2 separate regions of the Homo sapiens genome follow, and region 1 is linked to region 2. Evidence: chromatin loops called from intact Hi-C (ENCODE). Cell type or tissue: A673. All regions are shown on one strand.

The links. A loop is a pair of places that touch in the nucleus more often than their neighbours do. Peaks named below come from ENCODE experiments on the same cell type or tissue, not always from the same donor. Only the 100,000 strongest peaks of a DNase experiment are listed, where the experiment ranks them.
Region 1: a loop joins it to region 2, with 5 times the contacts of the local background. A loop is called at or near these places in 34 of 110 quality-filtered maps.

The regions. Positions count from the first base shown.
Region 1 is chr20:9,612,582-9,620,581 of GRCh38, reverse strand. The region is part of intron 3 of PAK5 (p21 (RAC1) activated kinase 5); the gene reads left to right. It overlaps LOC101929348 (a long non-coding RNA gene), which reads right to left and starts at 575. Exons shown (of 3, transcript XR_244242.4): 1 at 491-575. RefSeq lists an enhancer at 3,961-4,150. In A673, CTCF peaks have their summits at 2,454 and 3,344 (motif pointing left); DNase peaks (open chromatin) are centred at 2,421 and 3,331.
Region 2 is chr20:10,423,468-10,431,467 of GRCh38, reverse strand. The region is part of intron 1 of MKKS (MKKS centrosomal shuttling protein); the gene reads left to right. All of the region lies in intron 1 of LOC128706665, which reads left to right. All of the region lies in intron 1 of LOC128706666, which reads left to right. Among named protein-coding and RNA genes, the nearest start is that of MKKS, 6.8 kb to the left of the region's middle. RefSeq lists a silencer at 3,156-3,205. In A673, CTCF peaks have their summits at 3,963 and 4,168 (motif pointing right); a DNase peak (open chromatin) is centred at 4,207; H3K4me3 peaks cover 438 bases; H3K27ac peaks cover 2,487 bases.

The DNA.
Region 1 (8,000 bases), 810 kb after region 2:
CAGCTAGAGCGCAACCTCTTCCCCATCCAGGTGGAAGCAAGCCCACAAGCTCTCTCTGTTGAGATGTCCTCAGCACCCAAGCCTTGCTGGTCCAACTGCCCATCAGCCCCAGACGCCATGTGGTCAAAAGAAGTGGACACCCTGGAGTTGAACATGGAGGAGAGGGAGAATTGTTTAGGTCATGATGGTCCCAGAATCCTCCTCCTGCTTTCCGCAATCCTTCTGAAGAGACCTGAATTCAAATTTTCATTGTTCCCTTTTAGGATCTTTGTTTCAACAAATGCCAGCCAAATACCAAGCCCAGTGCTGAGGACACAACATTGAATAAATCAGGGATGAGTCCTTCCTTCTAGGAATGTTTACTCCAAAGGGGAAATAATTGTCCATGTGATCTAGCTCTAATTACAGAGTGTTGTGAATGGGCAAATAAAGGCTGTGGTGGAGGGCAGTGTTGCTGATTCATATTTCTGCCCTCACTTTCTGTACCCACCTTGTTACAACAGAACTTCCGTCCATGTTATCTGTACACTAAAGGTGTCCATTTCATTCCATCTCATCCTTGGACAACGTTTAACAAGTTGCATGTGAAAAAAGGTGGCTGAGATGATGGAAAATCTAGAATTCAGGTGATCTGATGATTGGCTGAGAGTACTGATGATTGGCTGAGAGCACTAATGATTGGCTGAGAGCACTGATGATTGTCTGAGAGCACTGATGATTGGTTGAGAGCACTGATGATTGGTTGAGAGCCCTGGTGATCTTCTGTCAAAGAATCAAGGGAGGGAAGTAAACAATTACTTTCTTCAAACATTGAATGACTGTCCCACAGCAGGGGAATTAATAACCTCTAGGAATCCCCTGGAAGGAAAAATAGGAAGAGGTAAGTGAAGGCAGCACGGAGAGACTCCAGTACTTTACCTCAATAGGGCAAGACTTGGAAATGTGTTATCCAGCAATGCAAGGGGCTGCCTTGGAAAGGCGAGCTCCTCATCTTTAGGAATGTTCAAATATTTATCCAACGGCACCCTTAAAAGGGACCTGAACACAGCAGACAGGGCAGGAGAAAAAGCCAGGAAGAACTGGGAGTTGAGAAGTTTGTTAGGGATTTGGTGTCTGAGAAATGAGAGTATTGGGCAGTGAAAAGGGGTAAGAGAAGTGTGGCCAGGGTTGCCAAGTGTGTCTCCTTCAAAGAGAAGCGTGGAAGGAATAGAATTGTTTTTCAGTTTTATCTTGCCATGTCCTAGATAATAGCTAAGTTTCCTGAGATCAAAAGCAGTCATGGCTTTTTTCTTCCAAACTTTCTTTGTTTCTATTTTCTCTGGTCTACCTAAAGTAAAACAACAGTAAACAATAGGATCTGGCCAGGCACAGTGGCTCACACTTGTAATCCCAGCACTTTGGGAGGCTGAGGCAGGCAGATCATTTGAACCCAGGAGTTCCAGACCAGGCTGGGCAACAAGGCGAAACCCTGTTTCTACTAAAAATACAAAAATTATCTAGTTGTGGTGGTACACACCTGTAGTCCCAGCTACTCAGGAGGCTGAGGTGGGAAGATCACTTGAGCCAAAGAGGTCAAGGCTTCCGTGAGCCATGATCCCATCACTGCACTCCAGCCTGGGCAACAGTGAGATTAAAAAAAAAAAAAAAAAAAAAAAAAAAAAAAAAACGAAAGAAAGAGAGAGAAAAGAATCTGAGAGAAGCCACTTTCTACCTTCCTTTCTTCCTCTTAAAACCTCCAGTCCTGAAACATATGATATGTTATGAAAATATCGATTCATCTCAGCTTTTCCTTAAGTTGCTTGTACTTATAGAACTGTACCTGTCACCCTGCTCAATAAAGATTTGATGATTGAATTAAAAATAAGTTCCAGCCGGGCGCAGTGGCTCACGCCTGTAATCCCAGCACTTTGGGAGGCCAAGGTGGGTGGATCACGAGGTCAGGAGTTCAAGACCAGCCTGGACAACATGGTGAAACCCCATCTCTACTAAAAATACAAAAAAAAAAAAATTAGCTGGGCCTGGTGGCACATGCCTGCAATCTCAGCTACTCGGGAGGCTGTGGCAGGAAAATTACTTGAACTCGGGAAGCAGAGGTTGCAGTGAGCCAAGATTGTGCCATTACACTCCAGCCTGGGTGACAGAGCGAGACTCTGTCTCAAAAAAAAAAAAAAAAAAAAAGTTCCAGGCCGTAATAGTCTGTCCTGTGTATCAACATATGTCTCAGCAATAACACTGGGCAGGGGATCTTAACAGAAAACTCTGTAGCCACATGGAGTGGAGCTATGTTTTATCAATTTGATTATAATTTAGAGGGGTTAAAACTTGGGGGGGTACCTGACTCTTTGGAGTTATGTAGTATTTACTGTATGTTCTGGCACTTCCTAGAGCTGTTCCTTCTCCCTTGATAGTGTCGCCCAGCGCTGTATGTTCCTTGGAGTATGCTGTCATCTAGTTGTGTGAGAGCCACATTACAAGCCTATTTGTCACATGCTTACATAATGTTTATTTTTCCTTATACTAATATTACCTCCACTGAATGTTAATTCGTTGTAGCGTTTCTTTTGATAGGTTCGACCTTTTCTTCTGAGATGTATCTTCAATTTCAGGACACAATTTAGAGGCTTAAAGGTATCTTTGATGCTTTGACAACAAACCTCATGTAAACTTCCACTTTTTTTATTTTTCGTGCTTTGGTAGAAGAGCTGTTCAGATAAGAATTGGGATTCTTGCCGGGCGTCGTGGCTCACGCCTGTAATCCTAGCACTTTGGGAGGCCGAGGCGGGTGGATCACGAGGTCAGGAGATCGAGACCATCCTGGCTAACACGGTGAAACCCCGTCTCTACTAAAAATACAAAAAATCAGCCGGCCGTGGTGGTGGGCGCCTGTAGTCCCAGCTACTCGGGAGGCTGAGGCGGAAGAATGGCGCGAACCTAAGAGGTGGAGCTTGCAGTGAGCCGAGATCGCACCACTGCACTCCAGCCTGGGTGACAGAGCGAGACTCCATTTCAAAAAAAAAAAAAAAAAAAAAAAAGGATTGGGATTCTTGGGTCTCATCCCTGCAAATTGAGTAAGTCTCTCAGCCTCAGTTTTATCATATTACAATTAAGCAATTAAGCGCTTAACTGTGCTAGCTGTTTCCAATGTCATTACATTAACCAACTGGTATAAAAATAAAATCGTCTGGGAAGAATTACTTACCGTACAGATCTGGGGCCCAATCCCCAGAGTTTTGACTCAATGTCTTTGAGAACCACTGGGCTAACTCGTTTCTTTCCACTGATTGAAATTTTAAATGGTTAAAGCAGCCTGGCTTTCTCAAGAAAAGTACACGGGCGCCACCTAGTGTCCCTGAAAAGTTCGTACAGCTCACACATCAGATGTATTGAAGCTTTAACTTGGCAGGGTTACCAGTTATAAATGCAATCGAATTTGCATTTTAATTAGTGAAGCCGATTATGTATTGAGATAAACAAGTGTTGTGCCATCGACTCACTTGGAATAATTAGTTTGATCTCACTTTTGATTTATGACTTGGCATTTTTCTGGACTCAGTTATGCCTCTCAGGCTTATTCTGTCTGAATCACACACAATTGCAATAGTCCAGCTTTTTGCAATTATCCGTATTTTTGTACAACTCCAGAAAAACCAAAGTGAAAGAATAAACAAAAAGATTTTCCCAGAAGAAAATGGCAATTTCTAACTTCTTCCTATGCCTACTGGCATTGTGGGACAGACTGCCAAGGAATTCAACCACATTCCACCCACTACCCACCCCTGGACTTCTATCCTTAGACTCTCACTGCCCCCAGAATAGGGAAGGTTATCAGGCCCCTAAGGAAGGACGCATGCTTTGCTTGGCTCTCTGGGCCTTGTCTGGGCACTGCACCCCAGTGTATTATCACCCTGCTGTGCCATAGAGCCCCACATCCCACAGTGCAAGCCACAGGCTAGCAGCAGCAGCATCCCCTGGGAGCTTGTTAGATGTGGAATCTCAGTCCCCAGCCCAGCCCTGAAGGATGAGAATCTATTTTCGCAAGATGCCCGGGGGATGTATATATGTGTTAAAGTTTGAGAAACCCTACCATAGAGAACACAAAGGCTTTAGCCGAAGAGAACGCTGATTCCCTTCCCAACATGCTACTTGTCTTTGCCGTGTTTCCAGCAGCATAAAATAGTCTGGAAGGATGAACATTGGGCACATCTGGCGTTGACATTAGAATCTGCTACTCGCTACTGGCGTAATTTGAGGAGCACCTGAAACTCTCTGTGCTTTCAGTTCCTCATCTGTAATATAGGAACTGCCCTTTTTAATTCAGGAAGTTGTTGTGGGCTAACATGTGTACTGTATTTGACATCATGCATGGTTCATAGTGATAAATATTAATTTCATTTCTACCCATCCCCTGCTTCCAGGTAGAAGTACAATGGAGTGTAGTTTCAACATTGCTTTATTTTAAAAATTAGCCACAGTGTCTTTGACATGCTTCCCATCAGAGGTGGTGTCTACCTTCCCTCCCCTTGACGTGGGACTGGCTCCTGATTCTCTTGTAACCAGAAGAATGGGGAAGAAGTTACTCTGAGGCTTCTCAGCACTAGAAAAGGAAAGGCCATGTAGCTTTCACCGGTTTTCTTGGGTTGCTTGCTGTGGGGGCAGCATGCAGCATTGAGAAAACTCCATGCTGGAGAGGCCTCATGTGGTGCTCCAGCAGACTGCCTAGCTGTGCCCCCAGACAAGAGTCACCATCCGCTGCCAGGCCACGGGAGTGAGCATCATGGATGTCTGGCCCTTGTGCCCTCAGGTGGCTGCAGCCCCAGCCAATATCTGACTACAGTGATCGACAACTGCCCAGCAGATGCCCTTCCAAAATTCCTGACCCACACGATTATGCAAAATCAAAGAGTTGTTTGGGGGTGATTTATTATGCAGCAGCAGTAACTGGAACACACTTTGGTTGGTGGTTTTTGTTATAGTTTTTACTTCTTCAACGAAGGACTTATTCTAAGTCAAGATTCGACAAACTGTAGCCCTCTGGCCAAATCTAGCCTACATCTGTTTTAGGTTATTGTGAATTTTCTTTAATAGACTTTGCTTTTTAGAGCAGTTTTAGGTTCACTGCAAAATTAAGTGGAAAGTACAGAGATTTCCATATGCCCCCTGCCCCTACACATGCACAGCCTCCCCCTTGATCGACATTCTCTACCAAAGTGGCATGTTTGTTGCAGTCAAAGAACCTCCATGGACACGTCATTATCACTCAAAGTCCATAGTTCACATCAGGGTTCACTTTTCATTTGCACATTCTATGGGTTTTGACAAGTGTCTGAGCTGTATCTACCATTGTCATATCATAAAGAATCGCTGCCCTAAAAAATCCTCTGTGCTCTACCTGTTCATCCCTCCCACACCCTAACCCCGGACAACCACTAATCCTTTTATTGCCACCTTAGTTTTACCTGTTCCAGTGAGTCCTGTGGTTGGAATTATATATTACATAGCTTTTCTCAGATTGGCTTCTTTTACTTAGTAATATGCATTTGTTTCCTTCATATCTTTTCATGGCTCGGTAGCACATTTGTATATATGTTAATACATTGTGGCTACAATAATTTTGAACAAATTGATCTGTTAGATTAAGAGTAACAAGTTAAAAATTTCATTTTACCTTCACTTATTTCTTCTCTGATGTTCTTTCTTTTGTTATGTAGATATGACCTTCTGACCTATAACAATTTTTATTGCCTTGAATAACTTCTTTGAACATTTAACAAGGCAGATCTGCTAGCATCAAATTCCCTGAATTTTTGTTTGTCTGAGAAAGCCTTTAAGTCTCCTTTACTTTTGGAGGATAATGTCACAGAGTATAGAATGCTAGACTGGTGGAGTTTTTTTCTCAACACATTCAATATTTCACTCCACTGTCTTCTTGCTTGCATGGTTTCCATGAAGTCAGATGAAATTCTTACCTTTGTTCCTCTAAGGAAGTAAGGTGTTTTTCACCTTTGGCATCTTTTGGGATTTTTTTCCTTATCTGATTTTTCTGTAGTTTGAAAACAATGTGGCTAGGCTTAATTTTGACATTCATCGTGGTTGGTGTTCTCTGAGCTTCCTGGATCTGTGGTTTGGTGTCTGATTTTCAGTCATTATTGTTTCCAACTTTCCATCTGTTCCTTTCTCTCTGTCTTCTCCTTTTGGTATTCCTATTAAACATATACCTTTTCTAATTATCCCACAGTCCTTGGATATTCTATGCCTTTTTCATTCAGCATTTTTTCCCTTTGCTTTTCAGTTCTGGATGTTTCTATTGAGATATCCTCAGCCTCAGAGAGTCTTTCTCAGCTGTGCCCAGCCTACTAATGAGCCCGTGAGAAGCATCCTTCATTTGTTAGTGTTTTTGATCTCTCGCATTTCTCTTTTATTCTTTCTTAGAACTTTGATCTCTCTATTTACATTGCCCATCTGTTCTTGCTTACTGTCCACTTTATCCATTAGAGCCCTTAGCACATGAATCATAGTTATTTTAAATCCCCAGTCTCATAGTTCCAACATCCGTGCCATAGCTGAGTCTGGTTCTGACATTTGCTCTGTCTTTTCAGACTGTGGTCTTTACCTTTTTTTATGCCTTGTGATTGTTTGTTGATAGCCAGATGTGATGCACTGGGTCAGAAACGGTGGCAAATAGGCCTTTGGTGAGGTGTGGGGAAGGGAAGGGTTCCATAGCCCTGTGATTAGGACTCAGTGTGTAGACCTGTGATTAGGACCCAGTCTGTCTTGAGCCTGTGCCCTGGACTGTGAGCTTCATTCAGCTTCTCAGTTTTTCCCTGAGCTAGGACAGGGTGGCTAGGGGGAAATGGAGTTGGGTTTTTATTTTCCTCCAGGTCCATTAGGCTCTGCAAAAAAATTAAAAACCAACAGTTTAAGCTCTGATAAAGTGATTTCTATTGAGGGAAGGCCTTGTTAAGAACTAAATGCTATGGCATATTTTTAAGTGGTTTCTTTTTCCCTCCTCCTGACAGAAGCATGAACAGATTTTTCTCTGATAGTCACTGTGAGAACCTGGTTAAGCTCCTGGAGATAAAACTCACAAAAGGGTGGGTGCCCCCTCAGATTGGGCCCTCCTGGAGATTTTAACTCCCAGACCTGTGCACACTGAGCTCCCAGCAACTCCTCAATCCCAGTTCAGATTTCCTACCCAGTACTGGTTCCCATGGACAGTTCTGCCTGTGGGTTTCTGCTCTGGTAAGCTGTGATCTTCTGTATCCTCCTGTCTGCCTCTCCAAATTTGGAGGAGCAGTTTGCCCTGTGGCCTTACTTCTCTGACAGAACTAAGAAGATTCTTGAAATTTTCTGTTTGTTTAGTTTTTAAATTATTGTTAGGATGGCATGGCAACCTCCAAGCTTCCTACGTGTCACTGGAAAATGGACATCCCATCTGTTTTTGTCAATAAAGTTTTATTGGAATACAACCACACTCATTCATTTCTACATTTTCTATTGCCACTTCTGTGCTGTGGCAGAGTAGTTAAGTAGTTGCCACAGAGACTTGATGGCCCACAAAACCTAAAATATTAGCTCTTTGGACTTTTGTAGACAATTTTTCATCATGTCTGTTCTAGGTAATAGGGATTGAATAATAGGTAAAATAAAGTCTATTTTTAATAGATTGTATAGTCTAATGGGGGGGGAGATACAGTAAAAACTAATAAACATCACGTGGTGATAAATGTCATGAGGAAACTAGAGAAAAGGGGAAAAAGTGACAGGGTAATGGGGTGGTCCAAGAAGGTAAAGTAACATTTCAGCAAAGATGAGAATGGGTTGAGGGAGCGCCTCTGGGGGTAGCTGGGTGATATGGTTTGGATCTTTGTAACCTGCTCAAATCTCATGTTGCATTGTAATCACTCATGTTGGAGCCTGGGCCTGGTGGGAGGTGATTGGATCGGGGGGGTGGAGTTCTCACGAACGGTTTAGCACCAACCGTCTTGGTACTGTCCTCATGA
Region 2 (8,000 bases):
CTGTATTCTCCTTGAGGACAAGAATCATGCCTTACTCTTCTTGGTAGTTCCCCCCTGAGGCTAGTAGTCTTGCTAGCACCTAATAGACACTAAGTGAGCATTTGGATAGAATTAATCTTGTACATATTTGAAGTGAAAATTGCTAATCCCTAAATATTGTGAATGTGGGATACATGACTGTGTTTGGATTTGTCTTTACAGTATTTCCTCACCTTATAAGTTGGAACCCAATTTTAGTCAAAATATTCGATGATAATATATAATTGCTTTGATCAAGCAGGAACCTCCAGGGGTGCCTATTTTTATATATGATTCGTATAAGATAATATACTCCCAATAAAAGTAATGGCTGCCGTGTATTGAGCACTTCCCACATGCTAGGCACTGTACTAAGCTATGAATGTATATAGTTCTCTTCATAATGTGGCCCCCTATTTCAGATCATGACATTGAGGCAGGAGAGAAGTAATTTGTCCAAGACCATAACTAATTTGTGGTGGAGGTTAGACTTTGATTCTCGCCATTACTCAATGCTTTTGCTCTTATGTAAAACGTTGTTTCAGACCAACAGCGTGTCTGAAAATGTCGACCAAGTTTCAGTCATTGTAGGATTCTCACATTTGATCACTTGGCTGCTCTATTAACTGTTATTAGAGAAACATACATGAAATTTTTCACCGTCTTTGCTTCTTTGCTCTGTATCAGTTTTCTGACTTCCTTCACAGCTTTCCTGGCTCTCACTTTAGAAGCTTGACAGTTATCTGTCCTATAATATCCTAGAATCTAATTACCAGATTCACTACCCTAGTCAAACCCCAAAGACCTCTGAACCTCTCTGTTGAGACTGGGTATTTTTATTCTTAGCTAACTAACTGAAACTGCCCAGAGAAGTGGGCCTTCCTTTATGGGGACCACTTCCCTTAGTTTGGGCATTAATTCTAATCCTCTCCAGTTCTTGCTATACTACAGGTTAATTCCAGTAATGTTTTTTTTCTTTTTGACATAATCAAAATAATAATAGCTAACAATTACTGAGCCCAGACAAAGTGCCAAGTATTGTGATAACTGCACAGCAAGCTTATGATATGGATGTTATTATTCACATTGTACACACAATGGAACTGAAGCACAATGAGATTAAGTGACTAATCCAAGGCCACACAGCCAGTTGTAAAGTGGTAAGTGAAGATTCAAAGCCAGGTGGTATGAGTCCACAGCTCATCCCTTAATCACTACATGACAATGCATTCTTACAAAAATGATTTAAAGTGCTTGACTTTCTGAAAACTGGTAGGCAGGATCTAGATCCTAGTGGATTTTTCTTTCTGCTGTACTAAGAAATTTAGATTTCACTCTAGTCAAAAATGTCACTAAAGGCTTTTAAGCAAAGCAGGAATACAACCAGATTTGTTTTTGTTTTTGTTTTTTTGTTTTTTGTTTTGCAAGATGGCTATATTAAAAGTGTAGAGAATGGATTAGTGGATGTAGACTAGAACAGTGGGTCTCAAACTTTAGCTTCAGAATTACCTAAAGAATTAATTAAAACACAGATTACTGGACCCCACCCTAGAGTTTCTGACTCAGTAGGTCAGGAGGGGCAGCTTGATAATTTGCATTTCTAGTAAATTCCCAAGTGTTGCTAATGGCACTGTTGAGAGGACCACAGTTTGAGAACTACTGGAATTGAAGCAAGGAGGTCATGTGAGGGCGCGAGGGTCTGGACTGTGACCCTAGGGAGGAGGGATTATGTAAAGAAACACTTATGTCAAATGGCAGGATGTGCTGAGTGAGTTGATGAGGAGCATGAGGAAAAGGGCAGAGTCCAGTATATCCAGATTTCTGAATTGAATGGCTTAGTAGATGATGCTTTTTGTTAACGAAACAGGAAATCCAGGTGGAACAGCAGTTTGGGAGGGAAAGAGGACTTATTTTTATATGAGATGAATTGAGACTATTTGTGGGGACGGTTAGTTCAAAGGTGTACAGTAGCAGTTTATTATGTGGGTCTAAGCTGGAGATGAACGTGTGAGAGCCAGAGTGGATGCATGATCATAGAAGTTTGGGGATTGAATGAGACCGCCCAGGAAACAAACACTACCAAAGACAGATCTTTGATAAGGATGAATAGGTGGATGGAAACCAGCAGGCTATTAAAGGAGACTAAGAAGGAACAGTATAGAGTCCTGAGTACTTAGGAGTCTCAAGAACACATCAAAAGGCTACAGGGAGATTATGTAAGGGGAAGGATTGGTGATCTTTATGGTCAGAACACTTTCCATGGAGAATGAAACAAAAGCAGATTGCTTGGGTTTGAAGATGGAATGGGAAGTGACTAGGAAAAGATGCATTATTTGAAAGGAAAGAGATTGTGTAGTACTGGGAAGGAAGATGGTAAAGGGCAGTTGCCTTAGGGAATTTGTTTTTGACTCTTTTCAGTGGAGAAAAATAGTCATAGTTATGCAAAAGAGAAAGGCCCTTAAGAGTGGAAGGTTGGAGGTAGATGAGAGGGGATAATGAAGTTAGAACCCCAAAGACACAGTAGAAAGTGGGACTGGAACACAGGTAATAGGAATACCAGTTCTTCTGACAGCAGGCAAGGAGTTTTATTTATTTATTTATTTATTGAGACGGAGTCTTGCTCTGTCACCTAGGCTGGAGTGCAATGGCGCGATCTCGACTCACTGTAATGTAACCTCTGCCTCCTGGATTCAAGCGATTCTCCTGTTTCAGCCTCCCAGGTAACTGGGATTACAGGTGCACCCACCACATCCAGCTAATTTTTCATATTTTTGGTAGAAATGGGGTTTCACCATCTTGGCCAAACTGGTCTCAAAATCCTGACCTCAAGTGATCCACCTTCCTCAGCCTCCCCGAGTGCTGGAATTAGAGGCGTGAGCCACCGCGCCCAGCTGAAAGAAGATTTAGTTGAGAGCTAAGGTGCACATAAGGGGACAACAAGTTAGAGGTGTTCATACCTAAAGAGCTATAATGTCCTCTGGCCAATAGGTTATCTGCAGAAATGAAGGTGGAGCATACAATTAAAATCTTGAAAATGATGAAGGGTAGAAATGGGCTCTTTAGGGATTCAGAACATACCAGGAACATAAAGTGTTTGCTGTAGCACTAAAGGCCCATTCATCTAGGTATCTGATCTGGAACAATCTGGCTATCTGCATGATACCTACTCCCCTCTCCTCCACCAATCACCAGCATCAAATGGCAGCCAGGGTGTAAAAACAGTGAAAGGGGACAGGATTCTCAGACAACTCTATAAACCACTACAACCATTGTGATAAACCACAGCTTGCTGGTAAGCTAGTTTTCACTTCTCATTAGTTGTTAATCACTTGCTTAATATTTGAGACTGCCTACAATTAGTGAAACCCCCATATAAGACTTATGATGCTTTCAGTATATTTTTTATTTACAAATACATTAAATTCACAGCAATGAGCAGGGAGGAATAGCAAAAGACATAAGATACTTACGCATACCTGTTTCGGCCTTCTGACTGCAGATCCACTCCTGACTCAGTTACGCTGTTAGCAGCCCAGCTCTTGGATATAGGTCAAGCTGACCTTGAATGGTTTGGTGGGGAAGGTGGTAGGATTTGCAGAATGGAAACTTTAGAACTCAATTATGATCCATGGGTTCATTAAGAATTACAGTATTGTTTTTGGGGTGTGTGTTTTTACAAGACTGGAGAAGTCCAGCAAAATGAGTGTTATTTTAGGTGATATAGTTGGAAAAGAAAAAGGAAAACGATTGTTCTGTTTACCATGTCAGTTCATTTCATAGCACAGTTGAAGACCACGTGCAGTCTTTTCTATTGTGTACACAGAAAAAATGCCACAATTCAAACTGCTGTATTAAAAATTGAGGATAAAAAATAACTTTTGAATGTTGATGATGAGAATTCAGAAATGAAGAATTCACAAATACCTAAAGCCAACATTGTCATTGTAAAAGAAAAGGCATAGTACAATTCCAGTAAACTTCATAAAGTTTCATTATCACAAGAGCTGGGTTAATTGGTTTTTAATATTCTATCTAATGTTCTTCTCATGATTAAATTACATTCAGTGGAAGTTTTTAAAAATTACAATTTTTTCAAATCACAACAGCAATTAAGACCAAAAAGAATCCGTTTTACACTGTGTCCAAAAGGCCAGCAGATGGCGCCCAGCAAGCCCAATAGGCAAAATGAGAACATTTGATGTAACATTCCCTGCATCCAAGTTATTTTAGGCCTAATTTTGCAGGAAGCAATTAAAAAAACTTGATGGCTTTAACTAATACTATGCTAGATAGAATAATCTGATGGCTAGATCCAGCTGTTTGGGAAGTTCTAGGAAGCTTGCTTGCCTTTTTGCCCTTAACCTTACTTTGTGTGTGTGTGTGTGTGTGTGTGTGTGTGTGTGTGTGTGTGTGTGTGTGTCAGTGTTTTCTTTTCTTGGCCTTTAAGCTACTCTAAAAGATTACAGTATTTATAATGAGGTAGAAGCATAGCAAGTTCTCCCTCTTCTGTTCATTAATCTCTTGCTGTCATTCTATACTGAGAACTAAATTAAAGAAAACTGAACTAACCCAGCTAATCTCAACCATTAGTAGGTCACGGATGTGTTTTTGGAGGATATAGACTCTTTTGCCCTCTAATTTTTTTGTTTTTCTTACCTCCAGAACTGTAAGATGCCCTCTAATTTTGGACAAGTGAAATGACAGCTGTTAACCTTTTATATACCTGACATGAAAATCAGCCAAGGACATGCCACGGGGCGTGCATGGCTCATGCCTGTAATCCCAGCACTTTGGGAGGCTGAGGCGGACATATCACTTGAGGCCAGGAGTTGAGACCAGCCTGGGCAACATGGTGAAACCCCGTCTCTACTAAAATACAAAAATTAGTCGGGCATGGTGGCGTGGGCCTGTAATCTCAGCTACCTGGGAGGCTGAGGTACGAGAATCCCTTAAATCTGGCATGCGGAGGTGAGCCGAGATCACACCACTACGCTCCCCCTTGGGCAACAGAGTGAGACTGTCCCAAAAAAAGAAAAAAGAACAACATGCCAGGCATGATGCCCCAAGCTAGTTGACCTCAGTGATCCTCAAGGGTGTGCCTCACGCCCTCCAAATGTTCCCCTCATCCGTGATCACACACTGGAAATCCTGATAGACAGTACTGCCCAAGCTGGGGCACTAATTCTTGACTTGAAGAATTGCTTAGTAGAGTACTAGGCAAGACTTTAAAGACTTCACATCTAAATTGAATGCCACAGTTAACTGACAGTAATCTTAGAATCAATCATTTAATGTTTCTTCATTTATAAAATGATCTCATAAAGTTGCTATGAAAGCAAAACAAAATGAAAAATATGAAACTTTTGAATAATTTAAGACCATACTTTTGAGAGAAGAATATGAAAAGCATAATCCACATTAAGATTGCCTCTAAACTTTTTCTAAACTTAACAAAAGACATTTTAGTAAATGAAACTATAAATATCAACTCTATTTTACTTGATCTAAAATTTACTAATCTCATTTCATGTCTCTTGATTTCTCTATCCTTCTAAAGGAGTCTTTTTTTAGAAATATGTTTAAAGAAGATTCAGGAAAGAAAGAAAGGGCAGTGGCAAGTACATTAGAGGGTAAGGAAGGGAAAAAATCTCATTTCTCTTGTTGCTTTGCTCCAAACTTGAAAAGTTCAATAAATGAGCATCAAACACTAACTTATTTTAGGGATTAACCAGTTACTGCTCATCAAATCTGATCATTTTGAGCTTATTCTTGAGAAATCTTTGTTTTAGACTCAGAATCTCTACAAGACAGTCCATGCCTCTTGGAACAACTTGCCAAGTGTTTTGAGGGAAGGACCATCTCAAGGCAAACTGTAAATAGCTTAAGTTTGTTTCACAAATTGGATCTCCCAGTCTGTCTGCTTCTCAGTATCATGAACCTTTCTAAAAGTCAAGGTTTTAAAAACTTTCTTGTCAAGTTCATTTGAAAAATGAGTTAATTTTTAAGAAATTTGTTAATTCTGAAAAGCAGCACATAGAGGCTTTGAGCATGGACTCTGGAGTATTTACACAAATATTTATTGCCATAGCATATTTTGCAATAAAGCATTGAAAAATCTCAAATTTCTTTCAATCACAGATTGGTCAAATTAGGATATCGCCATTATAATCAAATGCTGTATAGCTCTTAAAAATGATAATGGAGATTTATATTCTTTGCAAGAGGGATTACAAAACAGCATGTGTATCATGATCACATTTTTGTTACACCCAAAAGATTTTAGCTCTCTTTTCCTTGTTTCTATATTTGCTAACTTTAAAAAGTAAGGTTATACTATACTATATTTATTAGAAAAGAACAGTAATGCTAATTTTCTTTCTTTCTTTTTTTTTTTTTGAGACGGAGTTTAGCTCTTGTTGCCTAGGTGGGAGTGCAATGGCATGATCTTGGCTCACTGCAACCTCCGCCTCCCAGGTTCAAGTGATTCTTCTGCCTCAGCCTCCCGAGTAGCTGGGATTACAGGCGCCTGCCACCACACCAGCCTAATTTTTTGTATTTTTAGTAGAGACAGGGTTTCACCATGTTGGCCAGACTGGTCTCAAACTCCTGACCTCAGGTGATCCACCTGCCTCGGCCTCCCAAAGTGCTGGGATTACAGGCATGAGCCACCGTGCCCTGCTCTAATTTTCATTTTGTAAAAAACCACAGAGGAACTAAGAAGAAAAAAAGTGCTAAATTTAAATTGTATCCCCAAAATATGTTTGATTGTAAGTAAAAGCTCTGCAAGAGTTTATAAACAAAATAAATAACACATTACCTCGCTAACTACCATATCAAATATAAAATTTGAAAACTATTTTTTTTTTTGTAAAACTAGCAATGAGCTTTGCTAGTAAGGTATAGTAAGGTCTAATGTGTCTTGCCCTGAGAAGAGGTTATGCAGGCAATAGAATACATCCAATGTACTGGAGATTTTTCACTATTAAGTGAAAGAAATGAAGTAGTTTAAAGTTATATGCCAATGTCATTTTTTAAAAATATATGTTTTTTCTTTTAAAATAGAGATGAAGTCTCACTGTATTGCCCAGGCAGTCTCGAACTCATGGGCTCAAGCAGTCCCCCTGCCTGAGCCTCCTAGAGTGCTGGGGTAACAGGTGTGAGCCACTGTGCCTGGCCTTTTTTTTTCCTTTTTATTTAATATATATTTTTTTCTTTTAAAATAGAGATGAGGTCTCATTATATGCCAATGTCATTTTAAAGTGCTAATTCCATCTTGCTCAGTGAAAAGGGACTATTATATGTACAGTGTGATACTTATTGTTTTTATGTGAATTAAATGAAAACTCTAAAAATAGTTTGTAACGTGAAAAGCCCTTCCATACTGATCCTAATCATTTCCCAAGCCTCTCAAAGGACAACAGAATTATCTGTCAGAAAATAGTTACTTGCTCTCTCACCCCCATTAGCCAAATCAATATATGAGATATGGAGAATTTGAGGAAGTGGGGACATGTAGATGTTCAGTAAACATTAAAGCAATTAATCATTAAATCAGTCTACATCATTTACTAACCAGGAAATACTGTACTGAGTCTCAGTGATGTTTAGCAAATAGAGTTTTCAGTTAAAATAGATACTGATTTCCAGGTTTAACTAAACCTAAATCTAGAAAAAGATTCATCGATCCTTAAGTTATCCTAATGGAAAGAGTAATAGACTGTTAAGCACAATATACATAAAATTGAGCATTTCTTTTATCTTTAACTGGGAGATGACCTAAAGATTCACTAAGTATTATAGGGAGCTAACCCTATATAATTTTCACTCTTCTCAAAGAGGGTTCATACTATGTCATTACATGCTGTTAACCACTTTGCTGGAGAGAATAGTACAACACTTCCCCAAACATTAGTGTTACAGATTGTCATTTAATTTGTTCCTAATTTTAGTTCTTGAGTTACAAATCTCAATTTTATTATTAC